Linked DNA regions of Homo sapiens: all the other regions are linked to region 1. Evidence: chromatin contacts called from ENCODE Hi-C data. All regions are on one chromosome and are shown on one strand. Each heading gives the region's core, a stretch centred on a gene start or an enhancer-like site at or near the end of the contact. The rest is flanking DNA. Distances are from core to core; before and after follow the strand shown.

Region 1 (2,674 bases), core at 98-2,597:
CAACCAGATACACTGAGGAGTTCCATGAAGCCTGCCTATACAGTCACTCTGGTATTCTCTGGCCAGGCCCAGGTTTTGGGAGGGTGACCTGGCAAGCCAGTAACTCCCGTTGGGTAATACAGTATGTATGCATATATGTATGTATGTATGTATGTATGTATGTATGTATGTATGTATGTATGTATTTTAAGGTTTCTGTGCAGTTGAGCTACTGAAATGGTATCGACAGATAGATTTGGAATGGCTTAAGCTGTTTACATGACAGAGCACCTGCAAAATATCCCCAGGGATGGCCCTGAATGTGACATGGGGATCGCCTGGGGTGGAGTGCCGTGGTGTGATCTCAGCTCACCGCAACCTCCGCCTCCTGGGTTTAAGCAATTCTCCTGCCTCAGCTTCCTGAGTAGCTGGGATTACAGGCACCTGCCACCATCCATGCCTGCCTGATGTTTGTATGTTTTGCATTTTTAGTAGAGATGGGGTTTTACCATGTTGGCAAGTCTGGTCTTGAACTCTTGACCTCAAGTGATCCACCCACCTCTGCCTCCCAAAGTGCTGGGATTACAGGCGTAAGCCAGCATGCCTGGCCCTCATAGAGATATTTCAGAAAACCAGGAAAAACACAATTCGGGGAGTAGTGCTTAAATCAGAAATGCTTAAATCTTGTGCTTACTGCTGTACTTCAACAATGATATCATTTAGCAAAGAGATCATAGGTGGAGTTTTTGAAGAGTTGGACAAAAGTAGTTTCTCTCAAAATAAAAACTTATGGCCAAATATTATGGGAAAGATGTCAGCCAACAATAATCTCTCCAAAACAGAGCCACCCAGGAAAGAGGTAAAGAACATTTATTTATCCTGTATGTAGCATATATCAGTCTGTTCTCACGCCGTGAATAAAGACTGATTTAAAGACCTGAGACCAGGTAATTTAAAAGGAAAGAGGTTTAATGGACTCACAGTTCCACATTGCTAGGGAGGCCTCACAATCATGGCAGAAGACAAAGGAAGAGCAAAGGATGTCTTACATGGTGGTAGGCAAGAGAGCTTGTGTAGGAGAACTCCCCTTTTTAAAACCATCAGATCTCACGAGACTTATTCACTATCACGAGAACAGCACAGAAAAGACCCACTCCCATGATTCAGTTGCCTCCCACCAGGTTCCTCCCAAGACATGTGGGAATTACAGGTGCTGCAATTCAAGATGAGATTTGGGTGGGGACACCGCCAAGCCATATCAATGTGCTATTTATCTTAGACCCCTGTGTACAGAGTTCTTACAGGCTCATCCAGCAGCAGTGTAAAAAACAAGTAACCTTGCAATTCAAGTTATTTGTCACTTAGAGATGACAAGAGGTTGTGGTAACTTTGCAACTGTTGTGGTTTTACCCTAAGGTCCCAGAGAAGTGTGTATCTGTTTTACAAATCTCAAACAAAAGAGAGGCAACAAATCAAGGAGATTGATACTATGCTGCAGTGTATGCCTCCTCACAGCCCCAGGTTGGTTCCTGGGTGCATGCAGAGATATTTAGAACACAGAGCTGTGCCTGAACATGTAGCAGCAAAGAGCACGGTCACTGGAGCCTGACTTCTTAGGTTCAAGTCATGGTTCAGCCACTCCCAACTTTAAGCAAGTTATCTAACCTCTCAGCAGAAGTTTCCTCATAAGTAAGATAGATGCTTTAATGTTAACTATTTCATGAGGCTTTTGTGAAGAGTAAATGAGTTAATTGAAGGAGAGGACTTTGTGATGTGTGGAAAGCACAATGTAAACACTCAGTATTAGCCATTATAATTGTTGTTGTTTATAATTAAGGGAGGAAGTTAAATATATAAAATTGTTCTGTTTTCTGAGTGTGAAAGCATTGTCTTTGTACTCTCCAAATTCTGGGGTTTTTTTGTTTGTTTGTTTTCAGAAAAAAAACAAAAACAAAAACAGAGTCTTGCTCTGTCACGTAGGCTGGAGTGCAGTGGCACCATCTCCGCTAACTGCAACGTCAGCCTCCCAGATTCAAACAATTCTCCTGCCTCAGCCTCCCGAGCAGCTGGGATTATAGGTGCCTGCCACCACGCCCGGCTAATTTTTTGTATTTTTAGTAGAGAATGGGTTTCACCATGTTGGCCAGGCTGGTCTCAGACTCCTAACCTCAGGTGATCCACCCGCCTTGGCCTCCCAAAGTGCTGGGATTACAGCATGAGCCACCACTCACAGCCTATGTTTTCTTACATCAAAAATAAAATCTCAGAGATTTTGCATTCTTTAATGAATTCTGCATTGTGTAACACGAGTTATTACTGCATTATGGCTTTGTTTTTTAAAGGAGAATTTTCCAACTCTTTTGAAACTCCCCTGCATCTGCTGTCCATATCTTCATCACATTATCTTTCCACATTCTCCTTCCTGTCTCCCTTTCAGTCATTCTTTCCCTTTTTGCTCATCATTATTCCAACCTAGTTCTTCATATCTCACTTTTCTCCAATGCAGGATGATTTTCTCCCTTCTTGGCCAGAAGTGGATGTTGTATATGAAATCTTGTCACAAATGGAGGAAATTTCCAGCCATTTAAAATAAATCAGGAAAACAGACCTGCTGATCTGAATGTAGTTTATCTTTTGCAACAAGAGTGACTCTGTGGAATGCTCAAATATATTTCTATTCCAGAAAGTCAGTCTT
Region 2 (2,674 bases), core at 131-2,630, 3.4 Mb after region 1:
CTAAGTGGTTTGCTGTATATTTAATTTATTCATTTCACGTAGCTACTATTGACATACTTGTCTCCCTATATATGTTTGAGTCCGTGGATGGTGGGGACTTTGTAATGGTTTCTCTGTCCCTATGTCTAACAGGAGGCACACAGATGGAGTGCAATAAAATGTCTGATGAATAAATGACCAGCTATGAGGTGTAAGGGAGAATAGGAATCCATTAATGAGAAAGGTCATTTCTAGTGGCAATGAATATCAGATAAGATAGATTTAAGAATTATTTAGAAATTAGGATGAATAAGACTTGGTGATATATTGGCGATGGGGTATAAAATAAGAAACACTGGCTTTCTAGGTTTCTGGATTACAGATGCATGATAATAGTTATAATGGTATAATAACAATAGCTAATATTTATTAGGCACTCTGTGTCATGAAGTACGCAAAGTGTTTACATGAATTAAGCCATTTAAACTCTTAATGACTCAGTGAGGCAGGTTCTGTATACTCATTCACTGATGAGAAAATTGGGGCTAGAGAGATTCATTTGCCTAAGGTCACTCAGCTAGCAGGTGGCAGGCTCAAGCCCAGTAATTCTGACTCCAACAACCATACATATAGTCTACTTTTCTTTACTGCCTCTAATAGATGAGATTAATACCCAGAATGATGGTCCTATTCAATAAGTGTATCACACAAATGCACGTTTCTCTTTTGCTAAACATAGAGACACATACTATGACTACCTCTATTATTATTATTTTTTTTTGATTTTTGGGATCTTGGCTCTTTCTGTATTTTTCCTACCTGGAAGACCTAAAGTGGGGTAGAAGTTTGATAAAACAGTTGGCACAAAAGATGAGAGAAGACAGGTACAGACATGACATTCTCGAACGCTCTGGCAGTTGCTGGAATGATGGGATCTGGGTTCTACAGGATTCCTCCCCTCCCATCTCCCGCCACACACACACACGTCGTAAGGTGTATATGGCCGCGGAGTCTCAGGTTGGTTCTAGGAGTCCTCAACCCACGGCAAAGGTGCCTCTTCTCCCTCCTGGAGAGCCCAACATGCTTGAAGTTAACCTGAGGCCGCCTCTCGGGCCCGGCGAAACAGAGCGCGGGCCCGACGAAACAGAGCGCGGGCCCGACGAAACAGAGCGCAGCTCCGGCTCGCGCTGGTTCCCAGGGAAACCGCCCGCGGAGGAACCTCGGGCCAGGGCCGTGACACCTGCGACGAGCCCCGCCTGGCGCCAGGGGGCGCGGAAGCGCGTCCGCCCCCAGGCCCCATGCCGGGCTCGCCCCGCCCCTGCCGGCCACACCCCCCTACCCCGCCCTCCCTCCGTGAGGACCGGCCGCTCCCGGCTCCCGGCCCCCGGCCCCGCTTCCGGCGCAGGCGCAGTCCCGCGTTCCCTCGGCGGCTGCCGGCGTAGTGAGCCCGCCGCCGTGGAGTGTAGCGGAAAGGGCTCGCCGTCCTCCTCCGTTTCTCGCTGCTTCGGGACGCGCTCTCTGCGGCTCTGTGAGCGCCCCTGAGCGCCGGCAGCGGCCGCGGTGGGTTCTTCAGGTGAGTGCGGCCGCGGGAGGGAGAGGCCCGGAGCGTAGAGCACCGCCCCCCTCGGCGCCCGCGCGCCCGCCTCTGGCGAGTCGGCCAGGAGGGGCGGCCGCGGCAGGTGCAGGTGCTGGCGCCGTGCAGGGCGCGGCACGCGGGGGTTCGGGGGGATGCCCAGGCCCGGTGAGCTCGCTCTCCGCCTGGGCACTTGGGCTCCGGGCCCTTGGGGGCGGCGTGTGGGGGGGACTTTGGCGACCCGGGTCAGCCGGCCGCCCCCTGGGCTGCTGGTGGGCGTCGGGCGGCGGCTCCTCCCCCGGGCACGGGCGCGTTACACATTAACTGCGCGGTCCCGCGCGCCCGGGGCAGGGAGCCCGAGTCCAGCGGGTTACCTGGCGGCGGGCGGGCGCGGCCGGGAGCGGAGGGCCGCGGTCGCGAAGAGGATGAAGAGAGAGTTCCCGAACAAGTCGGAAGCAGCTCACAACACCGGACGCCGCGCGGCAGGGCTGTGGACCTGGGGTGGTTTCGTGTCCCAGTCTTAGGAAACTACGCGCGAGGCACCGTGCTGAGGCGTAGAGGTCACCCTCGGGAGGTTTCGGTGAAACCTGGTGGGAAATTCCGGGCAGGCGCCCGGAGTCGCGCCCAAGTAGGCAGCTCCGTGCCGCCAGACTTGTGTTCGGGGGAGTTGAGACGAACTGCACGGGTGGGATTGCATGGCTCTGCCCTCCCAGCGTTGACAACTCGCCCCGACCGCCCAGGAAGCGCGAGCTTACTGGCTCCAGAAGTGATGATGCTGGGTGGAAGTCGCAGCATGTGAAGAGTTGCCGGTTGTTATGGGATTAAAAAAGATGAAAGGGTAAGGTCTTGAAAGACACGAGCGCTGAGTTAGTTAGTACTGATTACTGAGAGGCAATTTAGTTTCATGGAAATGTTGCCTGTTCGGAGGCTACCTGTTATACACTCTCCTGTTTCACCCCAACTCCTTCCGTTCAGTGTCGGGTTAAAAGCCTTGTAATCTCTTGCAGTGGAATGATTGCATAATTGGAGGAGGGGCCCATAAGAGGATTACAACAAAACTGTTCCATTGTAAATCAGTTGAAAGACCCAGTTCTTGTTCATTATCCTTTTTCTCATTTTGTT
Region 3 (2,674 bases), core at 47-2,546, 3.0 Mb after region 1:
AGGTTCCAATCCTCTAGGGTTAACACCTGTTGAAAGAGGGGCTGTGCCTGTGAGCTGGCAATCTGGGCACCGTCAGATAATTTGTTTAGCCAATCTCTGTATAAGTTGAAGTTGTTTAAGATGAGTTTCTCTAATTTTAGTAGAAAAATTGATGCAATTGGGTGGCTTGGTCTAGCAGTGATGTTACAACCTGAAGAGCTGCTTGATCATTGCCATAAGCCAATGGGCCAGGCAGAGAGCTGTGGGCTCGAATGTGTGTAATAAAAACAGGATGTGTACGTTGGTGTAGCAATTGCTGAAGTCGGAGAAAAAGAGCACACAGAGTGGTCTCCAGAGCTAACTTCATGCTGTAAAAGTTCTTTAATAAATAAACAGAGTAACCTCAGCTCTCTGAGTGCTAGTAAACTCTGAGTGATGGAATTGTGTGGTCTCTACTAGACTGCCGCTTTTCCATGTTTACCAGACCCATCAGTAAACAGTGTTAAAGCATTAGGTATGGGGAAGTGCAATACCGCTTCGAATTACCTTTTACTTAAAGGAATCCTGATGATATCAGGGTTATAACTTAGCAATTGACTGCATTAATCATTAAGATGGCAAGTTGAAATAAGTAACATGAAATTTAAAAAGAAAATCTGAAAGCATCTCTAGAAGCAGAAACTTAAATAATATACTTTAACCATGTGCTTAAAGCCACAGGCAGAACAGCTTAAATCTTGCAATTGAGTTTTCAAGCTGATCAAGTTTATGGACTTTAATCTGGCCAACAGTCTTGAAAACAGTGACCCAGTAGTTGGGAAACTGAATTCAGGACTCTTTTAGCAAGTAGAAATCAAAAGACTATCTAATCAGTGGGTTACGACAGTCATTCATGCATATGCTTTCACTACACTTACATACAACTTTTCTTCTAATTTAACAAATATGATTTAGTTAGGTTTAAAGTTCTCCTTTAAAGGGTAATGTGTGGTTTTACATGCCTAGCTTTTAACTACTCTTTAACTAATTCATCGGCCTTCTGTAATCTCTCTCCCTTCAGAGGTTACTGTTTTACCTAAATTGGATTTGGAGAGCTACGTCAGGGGTAGGAGAGAGAGAGCAACAGTGGCCATTATCAGAAAAGAGGTTTTTCAAATTCTTACATTTTACTTAAATTTTAGCAGAGAATTATAATCTGGGATGTCGCTTGTAAACAAGGAGCACTTGCCTTGGGTCACCTGCAGAGCTAGAGAGCTGAGCCGGCGGGTCCCTGGGCGGTAGCTGTTTTACTCTTGTAAAAGCGCTGCCTTTTGCCTGTGCTGGCTCTGTTTCTGTGAACTTCCGGGCTGCCGAGCCTTTCTTTTTATTTACTGCTTGCTCGGCTGCACGGCTTTCGGCTCCTAATGCCTTTTTTCTTATCTTTTTATAAACATACACCTGATTGCCTTGCCGATTCTGCATTACTGGGCAGAGTAAGAGCTCTGCTTCTAATGCTGCCCGCTTAAGACAGGGACTGATAGCTGTAGCATATCCTAGGTCTTTTTTCCTATCTATTGGAGGAGGAGGCTCAGGTATAAACCCCCGTTTCCTCTGTTATTTCGGCCCGGTGATATTAGGGTGGAGGGAAGAGGAGGTGATAAGGCAGGTGACATTTTCTCCTCCTTGCTCTTTTTAGGCTCTTCTGCGTGTAACAGAGCTAAGGCTGCTCTAATTAAAGCCTATAACGTTAAAGCTGTTACTGGGACCTGTTGCCTTTGCACATGTTAAGATTTCTCCCCATTTGTTCCCAGAGTTCTACGTCTAGCGTTCCTTCTTCCGGGAACCACGGGCTTGGGATCACAAGAGTTTGCATTGCAACAGTTTGTCTAGCATGGATGATTAGGTCCCTTAATTGAGCCTGTGAAACTGAGGCTCCGCTAGCCTTAAGTAACTGTTTTAATACTTTCATATAATGTTTCTGCTGTGCTAATAACTGTGGTCCCATGATGAAAACTCAGCTTGACCCAACTTCCCCCAGAACTTGGTAACTTTGAGTGGGCACCAATGACTTGCTGATTACTCACTGACTTGACCGCGCGGTTCCTTTCTTCACCTTTGTTTTCCGGGGGGTCCGTCGCTTTTCCTTCACGCTTCCTTCGCAGCTTTCCTCATGAGGGCAGTCCTCACTCTTCCTAGGCAGCTTGCCTCAGGAGGGGCTCCAACTGCGGGGAGTCTGTTTCTGCAGACCCCTGACTGGCCTCACACGGCTTTCCTCACAGGGCTTTCCTCACACGGGTTTCCTCACACAGGCCACCAGCTGAGGTATTGCTCCTCACACGTGAAGGCATTAGCCGCGGGGTCTGCCCTCAGACCCTGACCCAAACGACAGATGAATAAAACGTACACTGACACACAGATATTCTGTTTTGCCAGTCCAGCTGAGTGTCCAGCCGCCTGCACACCTAGAGAGGTTTGTCACTGTGGACGGCCCTGAGCAGCTCGAACTCCAGGCATTTATTTAGTATACAATTAACAACAGAAGCTTTGAGTAAACTTGAGTAAACACACTTTGAGTAAACTTGAGTAAACACACTTGTGGATAATTAACATGGTTAAGAGAGTAGTTCTAGGAATGATTAAAACTCAGGTACCACGGTCTCAGGTAAATACTATCAGGCCTCTCAGCCCAAGCTAAGCCAGATGGCCTGAAGCAACT

What was found. A loop is a pair of places that touch in the nucleus more often than their neighbours do. Pooled maps may share reads with other maps.
Region 2: a loop to region 1 is called in a pooled map, with 3 times the contacts of the local background. The contact joins the promoter of RAB3IP here to the enhancer-like site in region 1. A Hi-C loop is called at or near these places in 1 of 50 pooled maps.
Region 3: a pooled map shows a loop between it and region 1 (6-fold over the local background). The contact joins two enhancer-like sites. A Hi-C loop is called at or near these places in 1 of 50 pooled maps.

The regions. Positions count from the first base shown.
Region 1 is chr12:66,289,589-66,292,262 of GRCh38, forward strand. No RefSeq gene overlaps it. Among named protein-coding and RNA genes, the nearest start is that of HELB, 12 kb to the right of the region's middle. Within about 2 kb of position 1,348, at least 2 of the 41 ENCODE cell types and tissues checked have a DNase peak (open chromatin) inside an H3K27ac peak, as active enhancers do.
Region 2 is chr12:69,737,480-69,740,153 of GRCh38, forward strand. RAB3IP (RAB3A interacting protein) reads left to right here and starts at 1,381. Exons shown (of 11, transcript NM_022456.5): 1 at 1,381-1,552. LOC101928002 (a long non-coding RNA gene) reads right to left here and starts at 1,071. Exons shown (of 4, transcript NR_110072.2): 1 at 799-1,071. RefSeq lists a silencer at 1,129-1,958.
Region 3 is chr12:69,329,860-69,332,533 of GRCh38, forward strand. No RefSeq gene overlaps it. Among named protein-coding and RNA genes, the nearest start is that of LYZ, 17 kb to the right of the region's middle. RefSeq lists enhancers at 1,311-1,470, 2,311-2,674. Within about 2 kb of position 1,297, at least 18 of the 41 ENCODE cell types and tissues checked have a DNase peak (open chromatin) inside an H3K27ac peak, as active enhancers do.